Linked DNA regions of Homo sapiens: region 2 is linked to region 1. The links are chromatin loops, found by intact Hi-C in ENCODE. Cell type or tissue: heart right ventricle. All regions are shown on one strand. Each heading gives the region's core, and the rest is flanking DNA. Links, peaks and the distances in the headings are about the cores only. Region 1 overlaps CRY2 (cryptochrome circadian regulator 2). Region 2 overlaps PHF21A (PHD finger protein 21A).

Region 1 (9,894 bases), core at 969-8,968:
GGGTTCTTGAAGAAGAAGATAAGAATGCCAGTGGATTACCTGTAGTCACATTGCTATTAGAGAACAGGATTCCAAACTCCTGAGGGCCTGCAGAATCTCAGCCCCTGGAACAGAGTTGGTGTGCAACTAGAAATCTTTAGAAATGGGGCACAGAACCCTCACGGTGGCTCACGCCTGTAATCCCAGCACTTTGGATGGCTGAGGAGGGCGGATCACTTGAGGTCAGGAGTTCAAGACCAACCTGGCCAACATGGTGAAACCCCATCTCTACTAAAAATATTGTTTAAAAAATTAATTGGGTGTGGTGCACATACCTATAACCCCAGCTACTCGGAAAGCTGAGGCAGGAGAATCGCTTGAACCTGGGTTGGGGAGGTTGCAGTGAGCCGAGATTACGCCACTGCACTCCAGCCTGGGCGACAGAGCGAGACTCTGTCTCAAAAAGTAAATAAATAAATAAAAAAGGGCACAGAGAGGAAAATGTGGGTTTCAGAGTGACCACCCTAGGTTCCTGAATCCCCAGCTTTGTCACTTAACAGCTATGGTCTTAGACAAATTAATTCACCTCTGAGTGTCTCAGTTTCCTCATCTATAAAATAAGGATGGTACTATTTCCTTCAAAATAGTTGAGAGAATTAAATGCAGAAATGCACTTAAAAAGCATGACAGAACCAAAATCCCATTGATAACCTTGGTTGCCTCTGGGGAGTGAGGGAGGGGAAAACCCTTTCTACTATGTACCACTTTGTCACTGGAATTTTGAGCCACATGAATAGTTTATCTGGTTATAATGTTAATTTAATTTAAAAATAAAACGCTGAAGGCACTCAGCAAATGTTAATGTCCTTTCCCTTTCCCCTGGTGATCCAGGTCTCCTGCTGAAGTTCTTGCCTAGCTGCGGTCTTCCCCACCCCCACCCCCACAAAAATGTGAAGATAGCTATTGAGAAGTACCTTTTAAGGCCTTCTCCCTCTTGGGATGAGAACCTGATCACCAGAGCCCTGGAGAGGCCTGGAGAGTGAGCCACCTGCCAAACAAAGCTCTGGGAACTAGGGACCCATTGCAGGCTGTGAGGCTGTGGCAGCAGAAATACGCATGGCCCAGAGCATGCATGCAGAAAGTCAAGGAGTCTTTTCCACCAGAGTAAGGAGGATTTTCCCGGCTGTGGCAGTCTGGTCCTCTGCTAAGAGGACCTTAATGCTTCATACCACAGTATTGCACTGGCTTTTCAGATGGCTCCCACGTGAGTCTCACAACAACCTCATGCTGGGCAGATACTTATATCTAGCCCCAGAGACTGCGAGGGAGTAAGTGACTAGCCTCTGATCACACAGAAACACCACACTAGGAACAGCTCACATTTATCTCATGATGTCTGTGTGCCAGGCACAGTGCTAAATGTTTTTCACACATTATTCGATTTTCTTTTCTTAGCAATTTTATGAGATGGGTACTAACATCAGCTTCACATTACCGGCGAGAAAACAGGCAAAGAGGTTAGGTTATTGCCTAAAGTCACACAGCTAGTAAGTGGCAAGACCAGGGTTTGAAGCAGAGCAGCGCTGATCCACTACCACATCCCTCCTGGGCTGGAACCCAGGCCTCTCCAGCCCTAGTGATCATGAGGCTGCCTGTTGGGCATAAACAGCGAACCAGTTTCTCCCTGCTTTGTTAGGAAAGAGAGCCACTCTTCATGATGTTATCACTAACAAGGCCTGTGTGGACTCCACAGGTTCCTACTTCAGTCTCTGGAAGATTTGGACACAAGTTTAAGGAAACTGAACTCCCGCCTGTTTGTAGTCCGGGGACAGCCAGCCGACGTGTTCCCAAGGCTGTTCAAGGTAAGCGTGCAGAGCCCCAGAGAAGACAGTGAGATTCTGTCCCTGACGGTTTCCCCACAGCCTGAGTGATATGATATTCCGACTGAGGGAATGGAAACATCAGGGCTGGTCTGGCTGTTGCTGCTAGAGAAGTTGGGAGCAAAGGCAGCCAGTTAGCTTGCTCTTGGAATGGAAACTGTGTTAAGGAAAAAAATTCTGGGAAACCAGTGTCTTGTTGGAAAGCTCTCAGCTCAGTCCAGACATAGGATGTGGTAAGTCATTCCACTCTGGATGCCACTGGCTTCCTTCAATGTTTTCTTGGCTCAAGCCAGCCAGATTTATTAGGGTTCCTTCTAGGCCAAGACTTTGAGGTGGGGTTTCATGTCTAGCAAGGTACATTTCCCATCTTGCTTTGCTCTGCTTATTGGGAAAAGTCAGCCTTTTCTGCCGGGCGAGGTGGCTCACGCCTGTAATCCCAGCACTTTGGGAGGCCGAGGCAGGCGGATCACGAGGTCAGGAGATCCAGGCCATCCTGGCTAACATGGTGAAACCCCGTCTCTACTAAAAATACAAAAAATTAGCTGGGCATGTTGGCTGGCACCTGTAGTCCCAGCTACTCGAGAGGCTGAGGCAGGAGAATGGTGTGAACCCGGGAGGCGGAGCTTTCAGTGAGCCGAGATTGTGCCACTGCACTCCAGCCTGGGCAACAGAGCGAGACTCCGTCTCAAAAAAAAAAAAAAAAAGGTCAGCCTTTCTGAGGAAGCTTTCTTGTTTCCCATGGGGTAAATGATTGATAGAAATCTTCATTTTGGTGCCACATAGGTTTCTGTTTGCAGTAACGGGGCCAGTCCACTTTTCCCTCAATCCCTTTAAAAAGTATATTCTAAGGCCCACATAGAAGCACAGGAACTCATGGACAGAGGGCTGTGGGACAGACTGCCATCACCCTCAGCAGCACACAATGATTGTCATGCCCCTCCCCACCCTAACTCCGAGACAAAAGGAAAAGTCATGTCAAGGCAAACAGCTTAGTGAATACATCATCCTTCAATTCCCCTCCCCGTAACCCCACACATAATTGTGCATACATGTACAAATCACACAGTGCTAGTAATTGCCCACATTCATTGAGGGCTGCCTATGAGTCAAGCGCTGTTCCCAGTGCTTGTTTACATCAACTGAGTTCTTCCTCACAGCAGGCCTAAGAGGTGGCTACTGCTATCCCGATTTACAGGAGAGGAAACAGTCATTGGTTGTGAAGTTAATAAGTGACGATCTTGGATTCTGACTCTAGAGCTGTATCCTTACCCACCATACCATATAAATACATTTGCCTCCCTTCTCCCCTCGACATTGCCCTTTTTCTCCCCCAGCAACTCAGAGGCCAACCCACTTATATCCCAGAGATATAGCTAGGTCATCCATTCAGTCATGTAATGTATTTTTATTGAGCTTCTGCTAGGTACTAGGCCCCATACTAGGTATAAGGGTAATGATGATGAGTGAGACAACATGGTTTCTGCTCTGAGAGTTCACACTAATAGGGGAAACAGGCAAGTGTATCATTGTCATATAATACATGCTGCAGTGGAAAAAAGACAAGGTGCAGAAGAATTATATTGAAGGAGGAGGTCAAGAAGGCTTCTTGGAGAAAATGTAATTTAATAATATTGTTATTCACAGGTTACAATGAGTATTCAGTGATGTAACCTATATGAACTATAAGCATGGTACCTGGCATATAGCAAGGGCTCAATCAATGTTTAATGCTGATATCCTCGAATGAGGGATAACTGGCCCTGCTAAGGACCCAGTCCCCGGGCAGGGCTGAGTCAGGACCAGACCAGCCTGTGCATGGCTAGGACATTTGCCCCTGTGGTTCAGAGCTTTCAGAGACTATGACCAGAGACTTTGGAGAATGTGTTTTTCTTCTTGCAAGTTGCATGCTCTAGGGCTTTCTGTGGGTTGACTGTACAACCATTCACTGGGCCAGCTTGCTATGAGATCTAGAAATTCCTACCAGAAATGACTAAAGGCTTAGGAAAGAACTTCCTCCTTTTCAACATGTAGCCCCTCTGGTCAGTTTCCTCTGACCTCCAGACTAAGGATCGCTTCCCCTTTCCTGACTCTCTCAGGGCTGGAACCTATTAGCTCTGTTTGCTATTGGCCTCAGGAGTGTTGCTGTGGAAACAATTAAGACACTTCACATAGCACAACTCTGCCAAGAAAACTAGGCCACAAGTCTGCAGGGCTGTGAGGAGCTCTGGGAAAAGCTTGCTGAGCAGGCAGAAGGCTGTGGTCCTGTCCCACCTGTGAGTCAGTGCCACTCTCTGGGACTGGGGGTTTCCCAGGAGCGTTGTATTTATGGCCTCCTGCTGCATTCTCCTACCTCAAGGACACAGCAAGTGCACAAGGCTGCCTACCTCTCTCCCAACTCCACTGTTGCTGTGCTGTTGGCTTCGCCACACTGCCTGCCCTCCTCAAACTTTCTGAACCTCAGCTTGTTTGCTTTCCAGATCAAATCCCTGTTCCTAGTTTTTTCTGCTGCCCATCAGATAGGTCTCTAGACTAGCTCTGTTCTCTCCCAGGAAGGAACTGAGAGTCCAGCTTCCCCCTCCTCCCCAAACACAGTGTTGAGCATAACAGATCCTCTCCCCACAGGAATGGGGAGTGACCCGCTTGACCTTTGAATATGACTCTGAACCCTTTGGGAAAGAACGGGATGCAGCCATCATGAAGATGGCCAAGGAGGCTGGTGTGGAAGTAGTGACGGAGAATTCTCATACCCTCTATGACCTGGACAGGTAAGAGATGGGGCCCAGGGATCAGGTTACCAATTGTGAGAGTTAGTAATTTGGGCCCCTGCTGAGCGGAACTCAGAGAGGTTCAGCATTAGGGCTACCTGACCCAGGAGGCATGGCATCTTCTAGAAGCTGGAGGAGAATAGGCCAGAGTCAGGACCTGTAGAACAGGTCACAAAGAGCTTTACCCCATTGAGGTGGCAGAGAGGCTTGTTAGGCCCAAAGCATGGAAGCAGTGAGGACCCACACTCAGGGTATTTACAAATCTGCTCCTAGTATGCCCGAGTCCCACCTGTGCCTCATATTCCCACTTCCATCCTGCTCAACAGCTGCCCTCTGACCTCAGTGGACCCTGTCTGTTACCCCTCCAACAGACCTCTGTTCACACAGGTCCAGTTTTTGTACCTAAGATGAGTTCCTAGGCTGGGCATGCTGGCTCATGCCTGTAATCCCAGCACTTTGAGAGGATCACATGAGTCCATGAGTTCAAGATCAGCCTGGGCAACATAGTGAGACCCCCGTCTCTACTAAAAATAAATATATTAGCCATGCATGGTGGGACATGCCTGTAGTCCCAATTACTGAAGAGGCTGAGGTTGGAGGATCACTTGAGCCCAGGGGCTTGAGGCTGCCATGAGCTGTGATCATGCCACGTCACTCCAGCCTGGGTGACAGAGCAAGATCCTGTGTCAAAAAAAAAAAAAAAAGAGTTCCCAGGTTCTATGACTATCTGGGTTTCCAGGCCATGTTGCTTGGTGGCGGGGAGGGCTCTAGAGATCCCTGCAGGGAGCTGCTAACTACAGAGGAGCCTCCTCCCCTGGTGACAGCCTCTGTGCTTTCAGAGATTCTAGGAGGAAATCCTCTCCTCCCCTTCCCTGCCATGCCAGAGCTGTCACCCTCCTGCTGCTGCTGCTGCTGTTGCTGCTGCTGCCAAGCCAGCAGCCGCCGCCGCTCCCCACCCCCACTTCCCAACCCAGTGCTGGCTGCCAAGAAGCCAGGTCACACAGCTGTGCACGTGAGCCGGGCCCTCAGGAGGAGAGGCTGGGTGTGGAGATCCTCCTCCTGCTGCGTGCCAGAGGAGAGGGAGGCATAGCAGAGGCAGCAGCCGACCATATATCTCCACTAACGTGGGGAGAGCAAACTGAGAAATGAACTCACCCAGCCAGATGGGCCTTGCGTAAGCTACTTCTTGGCCAAGAAGAGCCCCGGGAATGTGGCTCCATACCATCCCAATTCATCCTTATATAAACAGCCTCCGTTCTCTTCTTCGCCCTCTGATACTCCTTCCTTCTTGCATGAGTGCAGTTATGTTTTCCCTGGTCATGAAAAATACTTTGTAAACTACAAGACTCTCTTTAAGTATCAGTTGTGGCTATGAACTCTAGCTCCAGTCTCTGAATTTGGGAGGATAAGCTGTCTTCCACCTCTCTGTTCAATGTTCTAATAAATGGAGGCTAAGAAGGGGATGATTTTCCAAGAAAGGAACATGTCTGCTATTCCTTATGATGTTAGAGTTAAAAAAAAAAAAAAAAAAAACATGTCTTCAGCTCTTATCAAAGAACTTTCTCCAGGGCTTACATGGGTGGTAGAGGCCTATGGGGATTCCCTTAGCTTGGACAGATAGGCCAAGTGCCAAGCAGGCTAGTAGGGATTTTTCTGTGATTAGAGATTTTGTCAGTCTCTGTCTTTAGGCGGCTCTGCGTCAACACCAGGGAGCCCGGAATTGAGTCCCAGCTCTGGCCCTGCCTTGCTCCATTACTGAGGCACCTGCTTCAGCTCTCTGGGCTTTATTTTCCCTCTCGGTAAAATGGAGATGCGGCCTCCCTTGCCCCCTCCTTTCCACTCAGGCATGGGACCTGTGAGTGGATGAGGAAAGCCACCCTCAAAGCCTTCAGAGTCTGGGTTCTTTTTTGGGTGGGCAGGGACCCACATCACAGGGCCATGTGGGTAACACTAGCTATGCTTTGGGCTCCCCAGGATCATTGAGCTGAATGGGCAGAAGCCACCCCTTACATACAAGCGCTTTCAGGCCATCATCAGCCGCATGGAGCTGCCCAAGAAGCCAGTGGGCTTGGTGACCAGCCAGCAGATGGAGAGCTGCAGGGCCGAGATCCAGGAGAACCACGACGAGACCTACGGCGTGCCCTCCCTGGAGGAGCTGGGTGCGTACTTCCTGCCCAGAGCCACTTGTGCTGGTGCCTGCTTTTGTGTAAAGAAATTCTTTGTGAAAGTAATGCATGTCATTATAGAAAGGTTAGAAAGCACAGGAAAACAAAAATGGAAATGGCAGTCACTATTACTCCACCACCCAGAGGTAACCACAATTAATTTTAAACTGTGTCCTTCTAGTATTTGTTCTGTTCATACTCATACATGTAATCTTCTGTTTCTGGTTCTAGATCATGCCTCTATTTTTGTACTAACCTCTCGCAGACAATACAGGCACTGCCTGGTGCTGGTGTCCATGGGCTTCTCAGTAACAAGATAGCTAGTATTGCTTCTGTTGAAAGCAGGGAATCTGTCAGCCTCTCAGATTACTAACTACACTCTTTCACCCCTCCCTCTTTCTTACCTTTTTTTTTTCTTTTTTAGACGGAGTCTGGCTCTGTTGCCCAGTCTGGAGTGCAGTGGCACAGTCTTGGCTCACTGCAACCTCCACCTCCCGGGTTCAAGCAATTCTGCTGCCCCAGCCTCCTGAGTAGCTGGGACTACAGGCGCCTGCCATCACGCCCAGCTAATATTTGTATTTTTAGTAGAGACGGGGTTTCACCATGTTGGCCAGGCTGGTCTTGAACTGGTGACCTCGAGTGATCCACCCACATCGGCCTCCCAAAGTGCTGGGATTACAGACGTGAGCCACACCTCCAGTCTTTTGATCTGAACAAAGCTATTAGCCTTTTTCACCTGAAAACCACAGTTGTTGCCAGCTAATCTGAAAAGGCAGGAGGTCCGGGATTGTTGTCATCTACCTGGAGCGATGAGGGTGCAGGGGAAAGCAGAGAAAATAGTGACTGTGGGAAGAGAACCAAGTTGACCTAGAAAACGCTAAAACTTTAAGGATTATCTAACCCCCAGTAGCACCGAGACACTGTGGTTCAATTCTCATAAAGTTCAAATAACAGAACAGCCGTGCCGGGCTATCACTGAAATGGTCAAACCTCCTGTCTTGTGACCTTTCCTTCTCTTCAGGGTTCCCCACTGAAGGACTTGGTCCAGCTGTCTGGCAGGGAGGAGAGACAGAAGCTCTGGCCCGCCTGGATAAGCACTTGGAACGGAAGGTATGGGCCGTTTCTGAGACACAGAGCTGCAGATACTGATATCCACACAGCAGGAGATACAGGTCATGTCCATGTCCTTTAGTCCCTCTTAGCTCACATTGTTTGGAAAATGAAAAATCCTCCTATCCTCCTGATGGCCATAACAACAGCAACACTAACAGCAACTACCATTTAGAGAGTACTTACCATGTGCTGGTCACTAGGCTCAGCATTTCTGGGTTAAGCACCTGCTGGCATTTCTTTTAATCTTTCCAATAGCCTGCAAGGTAGGTACTAAGCTGTTCATTCTACAGATTACAAAATTGAGGCTTAGAGAGGTTAAGTAACTTGCCTGAGGTCACAAAGTTAGTAATTACAGGTTGAGTATCCCTTATCCAAAGTGCTTGGGACCAAAAGTGTTTCAGATTTTAGATTCTTGAATTAGGAATGCTCACCTTATAACACAGTAAGACCTTGTTCTATGTTATTCTAAAGCTATGTCGGATTGCTTTTCTTTCATCTGTGGGCAGGTTCCCCCTACTAAGAGGATATCTGGTTAGTAAAATCTATAAGATTATTTTGTGTTGATGTGTCTCCGCACCTTTTTGCTGGAACTCTTTCAGCGTGTTGATTTCCATATGCTTGGACACAGAGCAAATGGCCCACCTCCCAGTGCAGTGAGAACTGGGGAGGAAAGAAGCCCAGGCCTCAGAGGCACAGTGTCACAAAGTCCTCACTCCCCTGCAGCTAGAGGAGCAGAGAAAGTTCTCATGTCCGAGAACAGTCAGCTCCTAGTTTCCTGCCCCCTGCAGCTGGTTTATAAAATGTCAGCTTTTTCTATGCCTGCTAAGATGGCTAGGTATTTTGCCTAGCAGCCAGATGATGACGATAATAGAACAAGGAGGCCAAGGCAAATCTACTTGGGAAGAATGTTCTCCAGCCCTGGAGGTGTCCAGTCAACAGTGAAGGCCCACAGCCTCGATGTTTCTACCTGGTTGTTTCCTTCAGCCTGGGACGAAAGCAAGCCCCACAGACTTAAAGGATGAGACTAGCTATCTCTGTCCACATCAAAAGGTTCACCTAGAGATTCTTGGGCCCAGTTTGAAGACAAAGGTTGGGCCAAGGGGCAGAAGGGTGGAGATGACAAATGGGATTGCAGGAGTAGAGTAAGGCTTAAACCTGTAAAGAGCTATCATCTATGGTTAGTTTTTATCAGCTGGAGAACATTTTGTAGAAGGATGTCCCTTAGGTCACCGACAGGAGCTCCTTTTCCACATACCCCCAGAGAGCGGGCCCCTTCTCTCAAGGGCCCTTACGCCATGGACATATTCAGACTCAGTGGTGCCCAGAGGAAATACTGTGTCCTGCACATCTGGGAGAACAAATGGTGCTAGAGATACAGGAGTTGAACCTGATTTCAGGATGTTTATTTTAGCTTCCTTCAGTTCTCCAAATCTGAAGGGAGCACCTACTCATGCCAGTTTAGCAATACTAGATAGAAGAAGGTATGTGCCTCTTTTCCGAAAGCACCAGGAAAAGTCCCAAGGCATGTTTTCATTGTCCTGGTTTGGGTCATGTGACTGTCCCTGACTCAATGACTGTGGCCAGGTATAGGAGGTGGTGCTTTCCCTGGCCAGACTTGCATCATGAGTCCGCTCCCAGAACTGGAAGGTAGGTTTAGCTCTGCTTTATCCACTCGGACTAGGATCAGGGAAGGCTGATTCTCCACAGGAATATGAGATGCTGTTACTGAAAAGCAGAGGAAGCTACATGATCTTTACCACTGGGTTACTCAATAGTAGATGAGGGCAAGCATCTCTCTATAAAAGTATTCTGATTATTAAATTAAAAAGGAATGGTGGAATTTGAATACCACCATTTTGTAACCCTCAATAATGATGCATTATGTATTGGTGACTGCTGACACCATAGAAGGAGGCAAGCATTATGTGCCCCCTGTAGTCTTGTCAAAGGGATCAAACCTGAGTCCAGTCCAGTTTCTGGTACTAGCCACCA
Region 2 (8,000 bases), core at 1-8,000, 150 kb after region 1:
TTCCCCAAGGCCGAAATTTGTAATGAAAAAAAAAGTCTCTAGAACAAAGCAAAACAAAAAAACACCCAATGTATTTAACATTAAGTAGATCATTGATACCTTTTTACTTAAAACACAGCTCAAATTAAATGAATTCAAATAAAATGAATTAATTGGATAAATATCTGCTACAGAAATTTTTCTAAAGATTGAATACTATGATTTCTAACTGTTTTGGATTTGCAAAATCAGGTAAGTTTCTGTGACTTTCTCTTCTCCCCCAAATAGCACAAACCCATTTAAAATTATCTTGAGACATTCTGAGACTATAAAAACAGGAGTAGAATAATTTCCTCAATAGAATCTTTTTAAAGCTCAGATTATTTCTTGCTTTGAAAAGAAAATCTGTATATGAGAGTGCCACTAAAAAAAGTCCTAAAAACTTTGTGCATATAGTGTATGGAGGAAAGAGCTTGGGTTAAAGGCTAACATTCAAAAAAAAAAAAAAATGCCAAGTTTTCTTTTCACACCATCTATGTGTCTAGTCATCACTCAGACTCTCTTCGGTGTTAATACTGTTACAAAATGAGGATAATACCTATCCTCTCCCCCACTGCTAAAAGAAAAAAATATTTTATAAAACTAAAGAGTCATAAAATATTCAATATTCATAGTACTAATGACACTAAAACAAGAAATTGATAGCTTAAAAATGCTGATGAACTTGATTTTTAAAACACCATAAAGCTGCCCTGCTGCCCATAATGATGATGACATTTTCACGAAGGGCAGAGTGAGAAAACGCTACAATTCTCACTAGGATGATGACTAGTACTTATAGAAGATTAAAAATAAGAATGATATATTATGTAGAAGAGAAGTAAAGATGGAAGTATGAGTATGGCTCAGCACACTACAGAGCACATGAATTTTAATTTGAAAAGTACTGGCAAGGCCTTGCATGCAGGCCCACACAAGTGCTTTTAAAAGCTTCATTACACTCTGCAGACATTTGCCCTTCATCAATTGCTTCCTATGCCAGGATTTCCTTTTTGAGTGTTGCAACCTAATATTCTTCACCCAGGCAACCACAGCCTATTTTGGAAAGGTTCCCTATTTCAGAAGCTTCAGTGCTGTTTCCATTTGGAAATACATCTTTATGAAAATATGTATCATCCTCAGAACAAAAATGCTTCAATATATTAAGTTTCAGCTGTAAGTGATATTTTTAGAAAAGTGGTAATTTCAGAATCTCTGCTTCAAAATTACAGAGTTGGTTTTTTTAAACGGAGTCACAAAGTAGAAAATTAAAAAGATATACCAATGAATAAAATCCTGTCTCCCCTTTTTCTTATCCCATTTCATTTAAAAATGTTTAAATTTATTTTCCATAGATTCTTAAAATCATTGAATTATGCATACTGGTAAGAAATTTCATCCAATGTTCATCTTCATAAAAACCAAATAACTCAATGCAAAAGAGCTCTTAACAGTCAATTTTCTAAGAAATGGTCTGACATCACAGATGGTGTTTTCTATATAACAAAGTGAATCAATTTGAGATGTCTTGGACACTGTAAAAAACTTGTACTTTTGACCAAAGGAAATGGATTTCACTTTTAATAGATAAGAAATAAGAGACACTGGGGAGTAGGGAAGGGGTAGAGGAGAGAAGGAAGTCCTTGTTCTAAGATTATATTAAAAGCTACTTAAAACATGTAAGTGACAATATTTCATAAACTGAAATATTTTATCAGTAGCTATGACAGAATATTCTCTATTCTTTTCTTCAACATAAAAGTTTTAAAGAACTGTGCTCATTTGACCTCTTATCAAACAAAAACTCACTTTTCTTCATATTGGTTTGCATAGCACAGACTATTACTTTTTCATAGCACTTAACTTTTACTGTGGATGAGGGCTGTATCTGCCAGGCCTAGAATGCTTTCCATTGAACTGTCTCCTCAAGACTAAAGGACTCATCATCTAAAAGATGTCTTTGTAAAATACAGTTTATGCCTCCTGAAAATACCATCTCTCCCTCTCTCCCATTCACTACACACATACTTACATGTGTTCGAAATTTATTCCCCTTCTTTATCATGGCTACCCTCAAGAAAAAACACAGGGAAACAGATAAGCACTACACAACAAAGTTTACTTTTTCCCTTTACAATAATATTTGTCTCTTACTGCAAATGTCTCTGAATATGGAAAATGAGATTATGCAGTTAAATTTTAACACATGCATGTATACACCCAACTAATACAGCAGTCCCCCACATCAGTAATTTCACTTTCTGCAGGCTCAGTTACCAAGAGCAACCGCAGTCCAAAAATTCAGGTTGAGCATCTTTAATCTGAAAAATCTGAAATCCAAAATGCTCCAAAATCCAAAACTTTTTGAGCACTGACGTGATGCCACAACTGGAAAACTTCACACCTGACCTCAAGTGATAGATCATAGTCAACATGCAGTCAAAACTTTGTTTCATGTACAAAATGATGTAAAATATTGTATAAAATTTATACAAATTTATGCTTGGGACCAGAAGTGTTTCAGATTTTGAGATTTTTCAGACTGTAGAATATTTGCACAATATATTAACGCCTTGTATATACCAAATAATCTTAGGCAGTTGCTTTTTCTGGTTGAAGGTTTCAAGATAATAAGAAAAGCAAAAACCTCATTTGCAATATTAACTTAATTAATGGGCACCAAATGTTCAGACCTTCCTGTTCTGACTTATAAAACAGGTTATTTTGACTCCATTAGCAAATGCCCCTGATTATTCTCAGCTTTTTATTACATACTAGGTAAATGAAACTATCAACGATCCTTTTACTAAGAAATGTGAACTGCCTTATACTGGAATAGTTAAATAAACATTAGGGGAACCATCAGCACCAACTACTTACTCCCTATGAGCAATGAATAAAAGAATAATATTTGTAGCACAATTAAGCTTCCATAGCTCAAGACGGATCATCCCACCAATTCTGAAACAATTTACTCTAGCTGTATGAATCTGATCATAAAGAAAAAAGAAACACTTCTAATGAAATGTGGAAATGCTTTTTTTGCATGTGAATCGTATTCATTTCTTTAAAAAACTTCAACTTCAGAACTCTCAAGAACAGTAAGAAAAATAAAACATACAATTTTAAAAGTTTATTTGGAGCCTACAAATGCCTGTGGAAAAGCACAATTTTAAACTTTGAAAATGGGCTGGTCTAATATAAAACAGTCTTTGTAGATAAAAAATAATTCAAATTCAGACAAGAGAGAATTAAAGAATTAGGATGTTCACTGTTATTTTACATTTACGATTAAAGAACCAGATTAACTGACAAGTAGATCACTGTTGACATAGTTCCTATAAATAAGAGCCAAATGATTTTAAAATTAAATGTTATAAACTTCATGCTTTAAAAAATGTGTACTCCCAATTTTCATTTGTTTTCCAATGCTTCCAGAAGCCCAAACAAGAATTATTTTAATAGGGCAAAAAACCATGAGAAATCAGTAAATTCTTAATCTTTCGGTTGTATATACAATTAGGGCAAAGGCTAAGTCAAATCCAGAATTAATAAGCACCTAACGAAATATTGCAACTTGTTATAGTTCTTTAGTTTGAATAAATCTGCCCTCAGTGTTCTATCTTCCTAAACTTTCTGAATAACCTCCACAAATCACGCTATATAAATAACAAGGAGTCTAAAAGTTTACTGCCACATTCACTCTCTAAAGATACTAAAATCAGTTCATCTACACAGGCAGCTGTCTGCCTGAGCTAGAGGATGAAGTTATGCCTTAATGAACTAACGCCATCTAGTGGGATCAGTGAGATTTCAGCTGAAACTAGTTTACAACAGGTTACTACAATCTATTCAGCTGGTCAAATGTCTTATTTAAAAAGATACACTTGTATTAAGTATTGAACTGTCTTAAACGCCTATTAGAATGTGATATACTTGCCTACAATAAAAATGGCACAAAAATATTTTAAGACCAACAACCCTCCCTTGGAATAATATTTCTATTCTTTCCTTCAAAGGCACAAAATACAAATCAACAGGTACTAACAATATGTATTTTCAAAGATCTCAGAAAATGCAAAGTCAAAGTCAGAACAACAGTCAGTAAAATTTAAAGATAACAATAACAAGAGCTATTATTTACTTATTAAGTGCCTAGCATATGCCACACACTTCACAGTTTTAATCTTTAGAGCGTTCCTGCAAGCTCGTTTTACAGGTGATTTCCCATTACAAAAACACTTAAATATAGAGTGACTAACTTAAAAAGTGATCTTTCTTCCCTCCAACCAACCATAACGTGACGAGACATCTATCAACACTAGCTCACTGCATACCTACCATGTGTTCAAAAACATGCAAAGTGATAGTGAGGTTCTAAGAGATGAGAAAAGGGCCCCCTGTCTTTTCAAGGAATCCAGGTAGCGCTGAAGCCAGGAATCTGTGGCACTTTACAGAAGATACTTCCATCTACCTTTTTTCTTCTTCTTCTTTTTTTTTTTTTCGAGATGGAGTTTCACTCTTGTCCAGGCTGGGGTGCAATGGCGTGATCTTGGCTCGCTGCAACCTCCACCTCCCAAGTTCAAGTGATTCTCCTGTCTCAGCCTCCTGAGTAGCTGGGTTTACAGGTGCCCACGACCATGTCCAGCTTATTTTTGTATTTTTAGTAGAGATGGGGTTTCACCCTGTTGCCCAGGCTGGTCTCGAACTCCTGACCTCAGGTGATTCGCCTGCTGTGGCCTCCCAAAGTGCTGGGTATTACAGGTGTGAGCCACCGTGCCCGGCCCCATCTATCTTTTATGATAGTTTTACTGTTAATTTTATTCACATTAAAAATAAACTGCTAGCATGAATATTAAATCCGTCATTTTAAAATTTAGTTACATTAATTTAAATCAAAAAACGATGTGAAAGAAGTGAGATGTGTACCCTTTACATAACCTAACAATGGACATATTCTTTCTTTAATTTCCATTAATATGACTTATTTTTATCATTTTCAAATTTTAGAACAAGGGACTTTTCCATCTTACTCCTAAGTGGAATGTCAGAGTCTTTAAAAAGGTACAGGATCTATCACAATAATCCGTGTTGTTATGTTATTTTCATTTTTAATCGCATATCTGCTTCTTCTTTTTCTGTCTGTACTTGGGATTACCATGCTCCAGATAAGAACAGAAGGGTACTAAAGTAAAATGTGTTTAATGTTGTTCTACCCACCAACTGGTAGGTGAAAATTAACACGAAGTGAAGTTCAGAAAGTAACCTGCAAACTATCCCATTTTCTATTTGGGAATGTTAACTTTAACATTTCAGCACCTTCCCCTACAATGTGTATTTGTTTACTCACATACGCCCATACACTCTATCATGTGAAATCCTAGACTAATCCATAATGTTCAGATGATAACTCAATAAAATCTCAAAACATTTGTGAGGTCTTCAATTGAAATTTTCCTGTGTGTGTGTCCTTATTAAAGAAAATACAGAGCAGAGTTCCACACTGTGAAGCATATCCGGGACACTATGGACCACATATGGCCTGGGTTCTGAAAAGATGAGCTAAACTTAATCAAAATTCCTCTCTTGCTTTCCTGAAGGACTCAGGAAATGGGCAGCATACATCTCATCTTGACCCAGATTTGCTTCAGTAGAGAAGTGCCAATGTCTTGAAAGCTACTCCATGGGTCAAAGGTAGAAGACGGGAAAAGAGTCTGCTTTGATTGGCTGTCAAATTTACCTGTATATCTAGCAAAGGAAGAGAAATGGCAAGATATGGTGGAAATGTGACTCGGTTTTGTGTATGAAAACCTGGTGCTGCTGGACAAGTCACACTCTCTGAGTTCCAGTATATTCATTTATAAAATAAAAGGAAAATAATAATATATGTTTTACATATCTCATATAAATAAATCTGAATATAATTTTTGTTAGATTTAAGTAAATAAATGTAAATTCAACTGCAAAATGCTATGTTTGCAACTGTAAAATGTGAATGCAACTACAAAATAATCTTGTCAACCCTATCCACTCCCATTCCACTACTTATTTGACCAGTGTTCACCCTCCATCTTAATCAGATCCTTCAATCAGACTGGACTCTTCCCTGCTCAGTGAACTCAACAAATTGGTTCACATTTCACTTTTTTTTTTTTTTTTTTTTTTGGAGACGGAGTCTCACTGTCGCTCACGCTGGAGTGCAGTGGCGTGATCCCGGCTCACTGCAACCTCCACCCCCTGGGTTCAAGCGATTCTCCTGCCTCAGCCTCCTGAGTAGCTGGGATTACAGGCGTGCATCACCATGCCCAGCTAATTTTCTGTATTTAGTAGAGACAGGGTTTCACCATGATAGCCAGGCTGATCTCCAACTCCCGACCTCAGGTAATCTGCCCGCCTCGGTCTCCCAAAGTGCTGGGATTACAGGGGTGAGCCACTGCGCCCGGCCATTAGTTCACATTTCTCACCTTCTGTTCATGATGTTCCCTGGTCCTGGAGTACCTTTTTTCTTTCACCCAATTCTGTTTAACCATCTACCTTTGAGGGTTCTGACACATTCCATTTCCTTTATAAAACTTTTCTTGACTCTACCTGCCTAGAATGATCTGTGAAACCCTATTATACCAAGTGTCTGAACCATACAATTTAACATCTAAACATGTAACGATAATAGCAGCTGCACACATTTATTATAGTACTTACTATAAGGCAAGCACAGTTCTAAGCACGCTATGTATTACATAATTTAATCTTCAAAGCAATCCTAGGAGATATGTACTATATAGTATGCTATTTTACAGATGGAGAAACTAAAGCACAGAAAAGTAACTTTCCAACATTCCAAAAGTAGCAAATAGCAGAGCCAGAGCAGACTTCCAACTTGGGCAGTTTGGCTACAGAGCCCATCCACTTAGTCACTGCACAATACAATTAATATAATTCTGCTCGTTCATTGTTTTATGTGTTCTGCTTTGTCTTTTGGTCCAGAATGTGTGGTTACTCAGGATAACAGTCATTTCATCTGGTATAACTCTTTCATCACCTTGCATTTTTCTGGCTTACACAATTAGGTGCTAAGTGTTTCCTTGAAACAGATAAAGGGGCCGTCAGTCACTTTACAGTATTTTCATTAAATAAGTATCCTAATTTGTTCAGCTTCTAACAAAAGATTATTCCTGCTTCTATCCCAGAATCAAAAATTTTGGGGAAGTCTGAGGAACATTCATTTAGTTGCTTAACCATATCATACTAAAAGAAAGGGGAGAAAAATATGCCAAGTTTGAGAGTTACTGCAGGAATGAGAACAATCATTTAAAGACAAAAACTAAAGCTCTCTCCTGATATACACTCATGAAGCAGTCTCCTGGGCATTTCTAAAGAAAATTAATAATGGAGATTTAATAATTCAATGATTAAGTCACCTGAGACCAGGAACAGTCCAAAATACACAACTATTTTTAAAATGTCAGCATTTTGTAAATATAACTGACATTACAGTTAACAAAGGCTTTTCTCTTAAATACATTATGTTACTTATACCTCGCAACAATCTTGTGAAGATACTTTACAGAAGAATAACATGAAACTCAAGGAGATTTAGTAATTTGTCTAAAATTATACAGTTAAGTGGCAAAGCCAGAAACCAAATCTTTGTTTCCTGACTCTAATGCCTGAATTTCTTTCTGCTTTACGACATTGTTTGGGAATAGTGGTATGAATAACTCAAAATTAAATTATATTTGGCACCGGAGTATGCTTTTTGGGTTCTCTTCTTTTGGTAATTCATAATACTGCAAGTCAACAATCACAAAACAAAACAATCTTGGCTGTGGAAGAAATAACAGGTTTTCTAAGCCAGCGTGCAAAGCCTTGACCCACAGAAGTTAGAGAAGAACAAGGAAAAAGATATATGTATTTCTGTGCCTCTCTTTTCCCCTTATCTTGGAAATTCACTGTGTCTCTCCCTGACTAACTCTACACCCCTA

The links. A loop is a pair of places that touch in the nucleus more often than their neighbours do. Peaks named below come from ENCODE experiments on the same cell type or tissue, not always from the same donor. Only the 100,000 strongest peaks of a DNase experiment are listed, where the experiment ranks them.
Region 2: it touches region 1 in a loop (2.9-fold over the local background); 44 of 110 quality-filtered maps call a loop at or near these places.

The regions. Positions count from the first base shown.
Region 1 is chr11:45,854,250-45,864,143 of GRCh38, forward strand. CRY2 (cryptochrome circadian regulator 2) reads left to right here. Exons shown (of 12, transcript NM_021117.5): 2 at 1,733-1,841; 3 at 4,482-4,624; 4 at 6,599-6,783; 5 at 7,811-7,899. Among named protein-coding and RNA genes, the nearest start is that of CRY2, 12 kb to the left of the region's middle. RefSeq lists enhancers at 4,864-6,063, 5,057-5,602, 6,574-7,773, 7,709-8,003 and a silencer at 7,709-8,003. In heart right ventricle, for the core only: no CTCF peak of the experiment used is centred there; DNase peaks (open chromatin) are centred at 1,899, 4,072 and 5,592; H3K4me3 peaks cover 427 bases; H3K27ac peaks cover 7,418 bases.
Region 2 is chr11:46,002,811-46,010,810 of GRCh38, forward strand. All of the region lies in intron 6 of PHF21A (PHD finger protein 21A), which reads right to left. Among named protein-coding and RNA genes, the nearest start is that of LARGE2, 84 kb to the left of the region's middle. In heart right ventricle, for the core only: a CTCF peak has its summit at 3,824 (motif pointing left); no DNase peak of the experiment used is centred there.